Regions from separate parts of the Mus musculus genome. Here region 1 is linked to region 2. The links are chromatin contacts, found by POLR2A ChIA-PET in ENCODE. All regions are on one chromosome and are shown on one strand. Each heading gives the region's core, a stretch centred on a gene start or an enhancer-like site at or near the end of the contact. The rest is flanking DNA. Distances are from core to core; before and after follow the strand shown.

What was found. ChIA-PET counts read pairs that join two places held with the same protein, here RNA polymerase II (POLR2A).
Region 1: POLR2A ChIA-PET joins it to region 2 with 71 read pairs in embryonic stem cell. The contact joins the promoter of B3galt4 here to the promoter of Ndufa7 in region 2. POLR2A ChIA-PET finds 5 or more read pairs at or near these places in 5 of 5 experiments (Patski and embryonic stem cell).

The regions. Positions count from the first base shown.
Region 1 is chr17:33,948,900-33,955,812 of GRCm38, reverse strand. B3galt4 (UDP-Gal:betaGlcNAc beta 1,3-galactosyltransferase, polypeptide 4) reads left to right here and starts at 4,325. Exons shown (of 1, transcript NM_019420.2): 1 at 4,325-5,901. The coding sequence starts at 4,551. The coding sequence ends at 5,666. Rps18 (ribosomal protein S18) reads left to right here and starts at 148. Exons shown (of 5, transcript NM_011296.3): 1 at 148-195; 2 at 637-735; 3 at 3,222-3,410; 4 at 3,501-3,592; 5 at 3,695-3,815. The coding sequence starts at 193. The coding sequence ends at 3,770. Wdr46 (WD repeat domain 46) reads right to left here. Exons shown (of 15, transcript NM_020603.2): 13 at 6,882-6,913; 14 at 6,627-6,740; 15 at 6,118-6,535. The coding sequence ends at 6,398. Vps52 (VPS52 GARP complex subunit) reads right to left here and starts at 13. Exons shown (of 20, transcript NM_172620.4): 1 at 1-13.
Region 2 is chr17:33,818,612-33,825,859 of GRCm38, reverse strand. It overlaps Ndufa7 (NADH:ubiquinone oxidoreductase subunit A7), which reads right to left and starts at 1,288. Exons shown (of 4, transcript NM_023202.4): 1 at 1,180-1,288; 2 at 210-259. The coding sequence starts at 1,230. Rps28 (ribosomal protein S28) reads left to right here and starts at 1,298. Exons shown (of 4, transcript NM_001355384.1): 1 at 1,298-1,426; 2 at 1,514-1,561; 3 at 2,530-2,667; 4 at 2,744-2,824. The coding sequence starts at 1,388. The coding sequence ends at 2,652. It overlaps Kank3 (KN motif and ankyrin repeat domains 3), which reads right to left. Exons shown (of 11, transcript NM_030697.3): 4 at 7,235-7,248; 5 at 6,863-7,060; 6 at 6,681-6,768; 7 at 5,864-6,080; 8 at 3,946-4,091; 9 at 3,654-3,854; 10 at 3,485-3,574; 11 at 2,943-3,185. The coding sequence ends at 3,135.

The DNA.
Region 1 (6,913 bases), core at 3,076-5,575, 130 kb before region 2:
TAGCTCCGGTCCCTTCCAAAACTGTCTCAATACAACTCCTCCCTTAGGGGGAGACGGGGAGAGAAGCAATTTCCGGAAGTGGACCTCCGGGGATAGCCCCGCCTCTTCCGCCAGGAATCTATATAAGACTTATACGTCACTTCCGCTCTCTCTTCCACAGGAGGCCTACACGCCGCCGTCTGTGCCGCCGCCATGGTAAGAGCGGAATCCGCGCCGGGATCCTGCGACATCGGAGCCGGGGCAGGGAGAGATTTCCGTCAGGACTCAGAGAGTGCCCCATGCTGCGGGCCCACAGCCCTCTGTGGAGCGATGGAGTGTGACCCGAGAGGGGACGACCTAAGACGTGAAATCCCGGGGATCGGGGCCCCGAGGAATGCTCGCTCCTCTTACACAGCAAAGCTGCCAGGAGCTTGGCTGTGTGTGGGCTCCTCCCGCTTCCCCTGTCCAGGGAATTGGGGGCCGCGGCCGACGTCCACCCTCTTGTCAGAGGTTGCGATTTCCCGCGCCTGAGCGCGTTAGGGGTGAGCCCCGGTGACTGAGGAGTTGTGTAAGAACTTAGCAGACAATCCAACCCTGCCTCGGCCACCTTCCCGGTTTGGGGGTAACCTGTCTTGATAACTGCCCGTGTTCTTTCAGTCTCTAGTGATCCCTGAGAAGTTCCAGCACATTTTGCGAGTACTCAACACCAACATCGATGGGCGGCGGAAAATAGCCTTCGCCATCACTGCCATTAAGGTAAAAGTGTTAGGGGCAAAAGAGAAGCAGCTAAACTCACCCAACCCGTTTCAATAAAAGCCTGATGATGACCCAGGGTTAAACCAAAACATTGCTCCAGGGGTAGTGGGGTGTGAGTGTAGTCATGTCCCACCTTGCAGAGGTTTCCCGAGATCTTCAGCTTCCGAGAGCAGTCTCTGCTGTCAGCAAACCTTGAGTAGAATTCCTGTAAACTAACATCCTAAGAGGTGTCCAGGCTTAGCGGTGATGGTTGGGGGTGGTCTGCAGAAGCTATTGGCAGATGCCACAGTGGAAGGTGACACAGAAGCTGGCAGTTTTCCCCATTATGGCAAAAAGGGAGGTCGTAGGAGGAAGCTGGGATGTTTCTCTGCAGAGCTAAAAGTCTTGTAGACAGGGACAGGACTTGAAGTTGGTGATTTGAGGAGTTGCTGGTCAGGTGTGTTCAGCCATGAGACCTGTCAGTGGTGGGACCTTGTGGGATGCTAGGGTATAGATGGAACTGGGTGGCTGCTGAGAGGTTTGAAGGAGGCCTGGGGAGCCGAGGTAATGTCAGGTGGACATAAAAGTTGGAGTAAATTTTTTTAACCTTGTGAAGTCTCACTTTTAAGTCCTTGCCATGTTGACTTTTTTTAATTCTGCACTTTGGCAAACAATGATAGCACAGCAGGAGGTGCCTGGTGTGGTGGGCAGAGCAGTGTCTAGGGGGTTGAAGGGCCTGGGGCAATGCCTGTGCCCCGTGTGACCTGCTGGGAGATGATTACAGCTGACTTCGAATGCAGACAAGGTGAATGGAGGCTCTTGAAGGGGCTGTGCACAGTGTTTGTAGAGCCTGGGTACTGAGGGTTCTGTTGGTCCTGTGTGAGAGGGTGAAGAACACATCTTTAATGCCAGCACTCCCTGAGGCAGAGGCAAACAAATCTCTGGGCTTGAAGCCAGCCCGATCAATAAGTTCCAGGGCTACACAAGAAAAAACAAAAAAAAACCTGCCTGGAAAACAAAAGGGTGAAGCTGATTGGGAGGTGGGTGGTGGGTATTGGGAGTTTGAGGAGAGAGATTTCGGGGTGAGTTCCTCCAGAGGTGATTGCAAGCTGACCAACAAAGGGTGAAGGACAGGGAAGGTTTCTGTATTCTTTAATTTTTTTTTTCCCTCTTTTGGTTTTTGGAGACAGGGTTTCTCTGTATAGCCCTGGCTGTCCTGGAACTCACTCTGTAGACCAGGCTGGCCTTGAACTCAGAAATCCGCCTGCCTCTGCCTCCCAAGCGCTGGGATTAAAGGCGTGCACCACCACGCCGGGCAGATTTCTGTATTAATTAAGAAGTGTCTTCTGCTCACTCAAGGTGAGAATTTGAATATTTGGAAGCATATAGGCATGTGCTGGACCAGAAGTGCTTGCTGCCCTTATCTGTGAGGCAGTCTAGTACTGTCTGAATCCCAGTCCCTCCAAACTGCTTTAAGTGTTAGGAGTCGGTTCTTTATAATTTAAGTTAGTGCTTAAGTCAGAAGGCAAGGTGGGCGTGGGGCCACACTTTGTAGCTGAGCATAGGTCCCTTGCCTTGTCACCATAACCAACCTGGCATCATGCACCTTTAGAACTCACAGCTTGACAGTAAAACAGGCTCAAGAAAAGTAAAAAATTATATGGAGGCTGAGGTGAGGGTTGTGAAGGTTTTTGGCCTGCATGTCTGTGCATACTGTGCCTCTGGAGGCCAAAAGAGTGACTTAGATCCTCTCTCATTGGGAGTTCGAGTTATGAATGAGTGCTTGGTATATAGTCCAGGTCCTGGAAGAGCAGCCAGTGCACTGAGCCATTTCTCTAGCTCATTCAATGACACTTCCCCCTCCCCGCTAATTCTGGTAGTCACAAAGTCACACCCACTCTTGGGGCTCAAAAAACCTGTTAAAGGTTTGACTTTGTTCATCTGTGCTGCTTTTGTTGAGTTTGTGACACATGTCCAGTGTGGCCCGAACAGCGTTCCCTTCAGTTAGTAGGCAGGCTTTGTCTCTGGAAAGTGATCTGAAAAATGACAGGATCTCTAACTTAGGCTGGCCATAGCAGTCCCGAGTTCAGGGAGCTGGGATAACATCTGCACAGCCCCTCTGCTTTTGAGTAATAGGGTGTGTGTGAGGGGGCTGGAGAGGTGGCTTGGCTGTTAGAGCATTAGCTGCTCTTCCAGAGGATCCAGGTTCAATGACCCAACACTCAACAACCATTAACTCCAGTTCCAGAACATCAGCGCCTTCTGGCCTCTGGTCAGTGTGCCACAGACACACAGACATACAATGCAGGCAAACATAAGACACAAATAGACTGGGCTAGAGAGAGAATCCAGCTGTTAAAAGCTATGACTTCTTCCAGAGGCTCCCAGTGACCACATGGTGGCTCACAACCATCTGTAATGGATTCTGATACCCTCTGGTATCTCTGAAAACTCTGTACTCAGATCTTTAAAAACAAAAGTCTAATAGCCCAAACTTTTGACCTCAGGGCGTGGGGCGGAGATATGCTCATGTGGTGTTGAGGAAAGCAGACATCGACCTCACCAAGAGGGCTGGAGAACTCACGGAGGATGAGGTGGAGCGAGTGATCACCATCATGCAGAACCCACGACAGTACAAGATCCCAGACTGGTTCCTGAACAGACAGAAGGATGTGAAGGATGGGAAGTACAGCCAGGTGTGTTAGGGGACTGGTGGACACGGGTTGTCCGTTAAAACTGGGTGCAGAATCAGGAGATAAAGTTGTCTCCCCTGTCTCAAAATCTAGGTTCTGGCCAACGGTCTAGACAACAAGCTGCGTGAGGACCTGGAGAGGCTGAAGAAAATTCGAGCCCATAGAGGGCTGCGCCACTTTTGGGGGTAAGTGGGTGATGAGGCTTAAGCTGCCCACTCCCAATCAGGCTGCACAGTCCACCGGCTCGCCTCCTGCTGCTCTGTGACCTGTATCTTTTTCTTCTGCAGCCTTCGTGTCCGCGGTCAGCACACCAAGACCACTGGCCGCAGGGGCCGAACTGTGGGTGTATCCAAGAAGAAATGAGTCTCTGGGCCTTTGCTGTTAATAAATAGTTTATATACCTATGACCTCCGTCTCAGTTTGTCTTCCATCTGATAGTACTTAATGCCACAGCGATCCTGAGCTCTGGTAGTTTAATCTGGCTGCAGGTGCCTTCTGGGTACAGTGCTCTTGGTGCACTTGAACGGAAATGTCCCTCATAGGCTCCTGCTGGTGTTTGCTCCTCCCTTTCTGTTGGGTGTTCACAAGGAGACTGCCTTAGGTGCAGCAAACTGGGCGGCAACCACTGTTAAAGGTGGGGCAGCCGGTGTTGAAAACCTCCAGGGGAAGCTTGGGCAGGCTTCAATTGAGTCTCCTGCCGTAGCCGTGCTAAGCTGTTGTGAAGTGGCTACAGCTCCGCCAGATGCTGCTGCTCGGGTGAGTTAACAGCAGATGCTGGCTGCTCTAGAAAAGCAGCCTGGTATTCCGCGTGCTTTACAGTAGGGACGGACCGGGAAGGGCTGGACCTATGTGAAATGCACGCCGCTTGTCGGCTTCCGGCCTAGAGAGGCATGATGGGAAGGTGCGGGGAGGGGCGGGATGGAGCGGAGTTCCGCGTGCACGCTAGCTAGGGAAACGAAGCCTTCCGGGGCCAGCTGTGGTGGGCCAGGGCCGCATTGCACGACAGCATCTGGAGAACAGCATCTGTGATGCGCCAGAGCCCCGCGCATGGGTCACCGCGTCTCCTCAGCAGCAGCTGGTTAAAGCCGTCCTCCCACCTCCCCACGCTCTAACAGCTGTGCCCACAGGTCTCTGCGGCACGCCATGCCCCTCAGCCTCTTCCGGCGCGTCCTCCTGGCGGTCCTACTACTGGTGATCATCTGGACCCTGTTTGGACCTTCAGGCTTGGGGGAGGAGCTGCTGAGCCTGTCCCTGGCATCCCTGCTGCCGGCCCCAGCCTCGCCAGGACCGCCCCTCGCCCTGCCCCGCCTCTTGATTTCTAACTCTCATGCCTGTGGTGGCTCCGGACCCCCTCCCTTCCTGCTCATCCTGGTGTGTACGGCCCCGGAGCACCTGAACCAGAGAAACGCCATTCGGGCATCTTGGGGTGCCATCCGCGAAGCCCGGGGTTTCAGAGTGCAGACGCTCTTCCTCCTGGGAAAACCTAGAAGACAGCAGCTTGCTGACCTGTCCTCAGAGTCAGCAGCACACAGGGATATCTTGCAGGCCTCCTTCCAGGATTCCTACCGCAACCTCACCCTCAAGACCCTCAGTGGACTGAACTGGGTGAACAAATACTGTCCTATGGCCCGCTACATCCTCAAGACGGATGATGACGTGTATGTCAACGTCCCAGAGCTGGTGTCAGAGCTGATACAAAGAGGGGGGCCTTCGGAGCAATGGCAGAAGGGCAAAGAGGCCCAGGAAGAGACAACAGCTATCCATGAAGAGCACAGAGGCCAGGCAGTGCCCCTTCTGTATTTAGGCAGGGTGCACTGGAGGGTGAGACCCACTCGGACACCAGAGTCCCGGCACCATGTGTCAGAAGAACTGTGGCCGGAAAACTGGGGTCCTTTTCCACCCTATGCCTCGGGCACAGGATATGTACTGTCCATCTCTGCTGTGCAGCTCATCCTGAAGGTGGCCAGCCGGGCCCCACCTCTACCTCTAGAGGATGTCTTTGTGGGAGTAAGTGCAAGGCGAGGGGGCCTTGCCCCCACACACTGTGTCAAATTGGCTGGTGCTACCCACTACCCCTTGGATCGGTGCTGTTACGGGAAGTTCCTGCTGACATCCCACAAGGTGGATCCCTGGCAAATGCAGGAAGCTTGGAAGCTGGTGAGCGGCATGAATGGGGAGAGGACTGCACCCTTTTGCTCCTGGCTCCAGGGATTTCTGGGTACCTTGAGGTGCCGGTTCATAGCCTGGTTCAGTAGCTGAGAACCCACAGAAAACAGCACCTCAGAGACCTTTCCCCAAAGTTGGTGCAGAGGCTGCAGATCCCTGTGGTGATCTAGTTCCTCCATTTTCTCACAGCAAACTCTGAAGCTGCAACCAACCAAGTTTACCAAGATAAACTTGGGCCCTGGCCTGCCAGCTCCGGGGAGGGATAAAGCCAAGGGCGGGAAGGGGACTCACAAGCAGGGACAAGGGTCCAATAAACATGTCTCTCTACCTCAAGTGCAGCGTCTTCACCAGGCCCCCAGCACACCTGGAGAGCCCAGAGCTTTCAGTACTGCTGCATGTTGGTCTTTGCGACAACCACAATGGGGATAACGCCCCCCTCTAGGGTGAAGGCTTGGGCAGTGGTGGGGAGACAGGCAGGGCAGTGAGCTGAGTCTAGAATAGCCACACAGGGAAGAGCAGACCTACAGGATGGTCCAGACACGTCTCCAGAAACCTTGTTTAATGCCCACACACCCAAGGAGCTGTCTGCTCCTACCCAGTTAAGATGTAAGGCACATGGGACAATTTCCCTATGGATCTTTGTGTTCCCTTTATATATGTGTGTGTGTGTGTGTGTGTGTGTGTGTGTGTGTGTGTGCGCGCTGCCCCATGTGGGCATGGAAAGGTAAAAAGACACTTGTGTGTTTTCTCCTGCCAAACGTGTTTTCTGGGAACTGAACTCAAGTTTGGCATCAAGTGCCTTTGCCCACTGAGCACTCTGGCCCCTAAGGGTCAACTTGGAGACCGCCTTCTCTGGCTCGTCGTACAAATCTATCCAGTGCAGAGGGACGGGCTCCAGGAGGCATGGCCATATCCTGCTTTTTCTTCTGCTGCTGCTGCTCAAGGCTCTGCCGGACTTTGTCCTGGAACAAGGTGGGAAAGGAGCGTAAGGCACTGAGCATAGGCTGATAAGGCTGCAGGCGTGCATGCCAACACCCGCCCGAGCTCACATACCCTGTGCTCCTGGTCCATGACCTTCTTCTTCCTCTTCACTAGGCTCGCCGTAGAGCTTCGGCCCTTCTGCTTGGCCTTGGGCTGAAAGGCAGCCTTGGCGTCTGGATCATAGCCCTGGCATGGGACATGAAGGAGGTCAACAGCAGGCCCAGTGCCCTGGCAGCACCTATATCCTGCGCTGCACTTCAGGATGGGGTGGGGTATAGAGGCGAGGGCTGGACACTCGGGCTGCGCACATAGCAGGTGGCTCCATACCAGTCTCTCTATCCGCTCCTTCTTCTGCTGCT
Region 2 (7,248 bases), core at 39-2,538:
AGAGAACAGCAAATTTAGGGTTGTTTTTTCACGTTTGTTTATTAGACAGGGGTTAACCTGGAACCCATCATGTAGATCAGGCAGGCCTTGAACTCAGAACTCAGCCTGCCTGTTTCCCGAGTGCTGGGATTAAAGACTGTACCACTATGGCCAGCCTTGGGTTTGGTGGAAGAATGTCAGGATGAAGGCAGCAAGCACGGCCTGCTCACCGCTTGGCGATCTCCTGGTAGCGCAGCTGTAGCTTCGCCTGCAGGTCTTGCTGTGGGAGGAGAGAAGAAGTCAGAAACTAGGGAACCCCAGGATAGGGTTAGCGAACAGAAGTAGCCAGTTAGGGTAAGTTTACAAGTCATGCATATGAAGAAAGGCAAGGGCATGGCTTACAAAACTTTAAGGCTAAGTTTCCAGCCTTTCCAAGATCTAACCTAAAAAGCCTTCCTTTTAAAGAAAATCTCCTCTGTATATGGGTCAATATACTAAACGTGCTTACCCTAACATTATGGGAATTCTCACCCAAACAGTTGCTTACTAAGCTCCAGTGCTAGATATACCTCCTTTCTTGGACCCTAAATTATCTCTCCTCTTATCCATCTCCAACCTCCCAGGAGCTGCAGAGATCTACAGCTTCCCTGACCTCTTTGTTTTCTTCCAAAATCTAAAAACTGGTCCTCAGCCTTCCAAAAACAGGGGCACAAGATTCCAAGCTGATAGCCGGGCGTGGTGGCGCATGCCTTTAATCCTAGTCGGGAGGCAGAGGCAGGCGGATTTATGAGTTCAAGGCCAGCCTGGTCTACAAAGTGAGTTCCAGGACAGCCAGGGCTACACAGAGAAACCCTGTCTCGAAAAAGAAAAACAAAAACAAAAACAAACAAACAAACAAAGATTCCAAGCTGATACGGGGGATGAGGAAACACCTGGTCTCACGTGGGAGACAAATGAGGCGAAGAGAGAAAGGGATAGGAAGAGGGGCGGGGCGGGGGGGAGCTAAAGCCAGGCAATCTAAGGCCAAGGAAATCCCAGTAACCCGGCCAAAAACATTTAGGACCTTGAGTCTGACTACTGGAGTCACAAATTCAGGGATCCTGGATTATCCACTGAACTAAGGAGATGTTAAGGGGGATAGGATTCAAGGGCGTACAGAACCCAAATCCTTCCCGGCCCGGATCGGAACAGCACACGCACCCCAGACGCCCAGTTCCGCAGCTTTTGGATAACGCGAGTAGCGGACGCCATATTCCTTCCGCTCCGAAGGACGCTGGTGACGACTCTGTCCCGAGGATTCCTGGGTACCGCGTGCGGTCTCGCGAGAGCGAAAGTGAGGCGTGGTCAGAGCCGACTATAAAAGGCATCCCCTGCTCACGTGACTCCTCTCCGCCAGATCGCCGCCATCATGGACACGAGTCGCGTGCAGCCCATCAAGCTGGCTAGGGTGAGGCGACTGCGGGTGTTTAGAAACCTGAATAAAGAGAGAAGAAAGCTGAACATGTCGAGCCTAACTTTCCCTTATTTCCTGTAGGTAACCAAAGTGCTGGGCAGGACCGGTTCGCAGGGACAGTGCACGCAGGTGAGTGATGGGAACATTCGGACCACTTCCTGGGGTCGGAGCGGAGTCCTCCCGAGTACCAGGATTATAACTGGATTTGGTGACGTTTAATTCTAGTAGCTAGGTTCAGGGAGGATATGACTTTGTAAGAAACGCGGATACCGTAGTAAGACTGCCTTTGAAAGCTTTGGTGGTTTTTTGTTGGGGGGGGGGGGGTGTTCTAGACAGGGTTTCTCTGTGTAACCCTGGCTGTCCTCGAACTGAGAAATCCGCCTGCCTCTGCTTCCCAAGTGCTGAGATTAAAGGCGCGGGCTACCACTGCCCAGCTAAAAGATTTGGTTTTTAAAGAGGTGGAGTTGGCGGGACCTGTGTGTCAGTAGTAGACTTGCTTACCATACAAAGAACCCGAAAAAACTTGAGTACTGAACTCAAAGCTAGTAATTAAAGATGTCTAAGGAAGTTCACTTGGAGTTCCAGTCAAGCTTAGGCTACAAAATGATCCAGTACCGAAAAAACCTGGGCCACTGTTGATAGTGTGCTTGCCTCGGTCCACCACATAGAACAAGAACGGTAGGGCATCTCACCTACTCCAGGAGACAGACAAGCCTAGGCTAAAGATGCCCTGACCGTTCGTTCCCCTGGCTTATACCCAGGTCTCCCATCACAGCTAATTAAGAAACTAAGGTAGGGGGACCCGTAGATCAGGGCCAGCCTGAAGTAAGTTGGAGGCACCCAGATAAAATTGTAAGTGGGGAGGGTGTTGTAATTCCAGAAGGATCACAGGATTTCAAGGTCAGATCAGGCTACAGAGACCCTATCATGTGAGTGATTCAATGCCTTTGGTCTGGCAAATGAGACCTTAAGAGTAACAAATGCTTGTAACTGCTGAACCATCTGACCTGACCAGCCCCTGTCCCAGGCTCTGGTCCATATTACCTTTCCACCCCACTAGTAAGTAGCAGCATTTAACTCTTGTATTGGGCTTGTAGGTGCGAGTGGAATTCATGGATGACACCAGCCGCTCTATCATCCGAAATGTCAAAGGCCCCGTTCGAGAGGGTGACGTGCTCACCCTATTGGAGTCAGAAAGAGAAGCTCGAAGGTTGCGTTAATCTTGCAGCTGGTGGGTAAGTGGCAACCCTTGGGAGGGACTTGTTAGGAGGTAAGAAAGGCACTCTATCTAATGCTTGGGTCTGTTTACAGGGTTCTGGATATCCACTACTTAGCCCACGGAATGATCTGCAACTGTTAAATAAAGCATTTATATTAATTCTTGTCTAGAAATTGGTTTTTCCAGCAGCGTCTTGGCTTTATAAAAACTCCAGTGACCATGCACTCTGCTTTGAAAGCCCCCCTCCCCATAGGTGTTTGTTCCTACTGCTTCCATCCACACAATACGAACTTAGTAGAAATACTTTTATTAGGATGTTTCATGAAGTGAGTTGAGGGATATGGCATTACCCAGGCTTTGCCTCACTCTTTCCCCTCAGCATCCTAACAAGCTAGAGGGAGCATCTTCTCAAGGTGCCCTGCTGTGATTCAGACAGCAGAGAGAGTCTAGATGTAGTTAGCAGCTCACAGAGGTAGAGGTTCCTCATTTGTCATTGCATTCCTTTGCAGTGGGAGACCCTGTGGAAGACTGTCCCTAGAACAAAGAAAAGGGGTCCTATAGGCAAAAGGCTAGTTTCAGACACCCACTGGGGGGCAGTGCAGTAGAAGGATGGAAGAAATAAGAAACAATCTTCCAAGCTTCCTAGGTTGAATCCATGTTAGATACCTACCCTAGCTTGGTTGGTAAATAACTGGGATCAGTGATGCAGGAGACCCAGCACTTGCTCATCCCCATTTGAGTCTTGCATGAAATAACTGACCTGTTTGGCAGTTTCTCCATCTTTGGTCTTCTGAAGGTGCTTAACATCTTTGTTTCTTGGGGACCACACTTACCTGGTGGTTTGATGTCAGGTGGGCATGGAGCAGTGCAGCCACCTCATCCTGTTCAGCCTCCAGTGCAATGGCCAGGGCACTTGTGCCCTCCTGAGAAGTAATAGGACATTGGTCCCTGGGCTACAGAGGCAACCACCACCACTACTCCAGGCCCTTGCTAGTGGCTCACATTGTCTAAGATGGTTAGGTCACAACCTGGCTGGGCCAACAACAATTGAACTGTATCAAGGCGTCCATACTCGCTGGCACACATCAGTGCTGTGGCCCCATCAGCATCCTGTACATTGACATCAGCCCCGCATTCTAGCAAGGCAGCTACCATGTCCTGGTGGCCATGGCTGATGGCCAGCATGAGGGCTGTCTGTCCAGTCTGGGAAAAGAGAAAAGGAGGTCTCGAGTATTTTAAAAGTAGAAAGGGACACCACCTTACCCACCCATCAGGACTGGAGTGTCCATTGCACCTGGCTAGCCTTGGCATTGACATCACCCATACTGAAAAGTCTCTGGGCCACAGCCATGTCTTCCTCCTCTTGTCCTACAGAAGTGAGTGCAGCCAACATGAGGGCAGAGTAGCCAGCTCTATTCTGGTGATTCACATCACAGACCCCTGGGAAGAAGAAAGGTTAGTCACTTCATGTAAGCCTCAAATGCACTGATTTGTTGGGGGGGGGCAGTGTTGGGTCTCCAAATCACAGATGGTGGGTAGGCATCTTTTATCCCAAGCTGACCACAGACAATGACAACCAATGAACTTGTACTGCTTCCAGCTCCCCAGCACTGAGACTGCTGGGTAAGAACTCTCCCAGTTGACAGGACTACATCCCTTGTCCCTCAGCCAATTGCATTCTTGTGCATACATGGTGTGGCTATGTGTAAGAACTAAATACAGAGATTAGAGAGACCTGAGTGTTCCCTACCTAGGTTGGCAGCCAGTAAGGTCCTGTAGCCTCTACTACTCATAGCCCCAGAAATAAACCACTGGCTTACATGTACTCTGAAAATGCTAAGTGTTCTTTCCTGTGTCTGTCCCTCTTTAAAAATAAGATTTGCTAATTATTTCTCCTCAGGTCCACTCATACATGCTTTAAGAACAAGGACACAGACTTAAACACTGGAGAATTTGCCAGATATGTAATTCCAGCACTTAAAATATTGGCCAGCCTGAGCTATATAGTTCCAGGCCTATACAGTGAGCCTTGTCTCAAAAAGTAAAGTAAAATTTAGTAATTTTTTTAAACTTGGCCAGGTGATGGTGGCACACACCTTTAATCCCAGCATTTAGGAGGAAGAGGCAGTTCAAATCCAGCCTAATCTACAGAGCACATTCTAGAGCAGCCAGGGCTGAGCAATTTGTAAGACTCAAAAAAAAAAAAAAAGTGCCATGCTGAGGTGAAGGTCCCAACAAAGAGAATAATGAAGTTAGTAACAGGTAAAGGTTAGTAATAGGTACCCTCTATGTTGTTTCATAAGCAAAACAATTATGAGTGGTCACTCAAGGATGGTGCTAGTATACACTAGATTTGATAGTTATGAATAGCCACCTGAGTGTATTTGCCTCAGTGGGGCAATAAGATGAGGCAGAGTTAGGCAGGAGGCAAGTAAACAGCTTGATGACAGTCAACCTTAACAGTGTGAGCAGCACCCGCCCCCCAGGGGATAGACAGTGGAGCCCAAAAACTCAGGAAACAGCAAGGCTTAGGTATATGCTTTTAATTCCAGCAGAGACAGGTGGATCTTTCGTGAGTTCCAGGCTAGCCGGAACTACAGACAGTGTCTCAGGAAAAAAAGGAAATGTCAAGGCCTAGAGATAATATACCCAGGGAGGAAGGTGCTAAATTGAGGTCTCTGGTCTCAAAGCTGATTGTTATTGGGGCTGGGGAGCTAGCTCAGAACAGCTGAAGATATAATAATATCAAAAGGCCTCTACATCCCTGTAATTTCAGTATTTGGAAGGCAGAAGCAACATGGTCACAGATTTGAGGCCAGGCAGGGGCTAGATATCAAGGCATAAGGCCTTGATGGGTTATGTCTGGTACGCCTTATGTCTGGGTGCACAGAGGGGTTAGAACTACTGCAAGCTTGAGGACCACACTTGGATCCCAGCACATACATAGAAAGTTGAGCACCATTTGCAACTCCAAGGCTGGGGAGATGGAAACAGATGGGATTTGCTGGTCAAACAGCTCTAGGTTCAATAGGAAGTTCAGCTTCAGAAAACAAAGTAGGGAGTCAGAAGAAAACACCCAGTGCTGACTTTGGCCAAGTGAACAGCCACCAAGAATAACTTAAGAGAGGCTCAATGGGACCCTCTGCTACTCATCTGTGCCCCTCAGTGATCCAACCTTCACCTGCCTTAGCCCTCTTCTCCACAACTCTGACCTGTATCCAGTAGCAGGCTGGAAATGGCGAGATTCCCATGAGACACGCTGTAATGCAGAGCTGTGTTTCCATTGCCATCAGCCAGGTTCACCACATAAGCCAGCAGCTCAGGCCCCAGGCTTTTCACCCCTCGAAGAACCCCAGCCACAGACTCTGCCTGAGAGCGTTTTTGGCTGGACACTCGAAACCATTCCTGGGCCACAAGGCGTGCTGCATTCTGGCAGGACCAGGACAAAGAATTAATCAATGGTGAGAAAAAAAATGGGAGAGGCCAAAAAATAGTGTGTGTGTGCATAAGACATGTTTGGTGACCCTAGGGAGGCCAATGCTTTCTAAGTAGGGTGTCAAGAAACCAGGTGGAGCCGGTCGTGGTGGCGCAGGCCTTTAATCCCAGCACTTGGGAGGCAGAGGCAGGCGGATTTCTCAGTTCGAGGCCAGCCAGGGCTACACAGAGAAACCCTGTCTCAAAAAAACAAAAAAAGAAAAGAAACCAGGTGGAGAGCGGGGACCTCACTCACCCTCTTCGAGAAGGAGGTACAGTCAGTGAAGTTTGTATGCTCAGGAAAACAAGAGTTTACATACGGGGAAATGGGAGTGAGTACCCACTTGCTCTTGAAGCGTCATGGATGGGTCTGGGGCTCTGTTTACTTGAGGCTGTGGCTGGGCAGTCCAAGAAAAGGTCACAGCTCTCCTTGGGGTGGGGGTATCTCTTTGGAGAGGTTAGATCAAGTAAGGTCTTTCTAGTGAGAGGGGACCAAACTTGGTACTCTTGCTCTAGGAAACTCTGTCGGAGAGTAGAAATCTGGCCCACACTCACGCCATCTCTGCTGGTGACTCCACGTGGCCGGTTCAGCTGCTGATTCAGAGCAATGCAAGCCTCCCTCAAACGGGGGTTCAGTTCACACCTGCCAAGGAGGCCAGTCTAGACTCAGAATCCTGAACAGTGATGACCAGGAGGAAAGAGGCTATCCGCATTCCAAATCTTTAGAGAAAGCTCACCTCCCTTCTCTCCCTGCCGTCAGCTCTGGATGTGTCTCAAGCTCGCAGTCCCCAGCATCTTTGTCATTGTGGGGGCCAGGGGTTCCAGCGTCAGATCCCCCACTGCTATCATCTGATCCAGAAGAGCTACTCCTGGGGTGTTCAGCAACACCATCTTCATCATCGCTGTTGCCATCCTCACTGGAGGAACTCTCATACCTAAGAACAGGATGGGAGGCCCTGTAGGCTCATTCAAGTGTGTTGAAGTGAGAGTGGCATTTTAAAGATGAGGAAACTGAGGACTATCAAAGCCACTTTATGAGCAGAGGGGCAGAACTGGGATTAATAGCCTGTGTCCCTGTGGCTGCTATGGAAAGGAAGGAAAGTGCTCACTCTCCGTTGAGGAC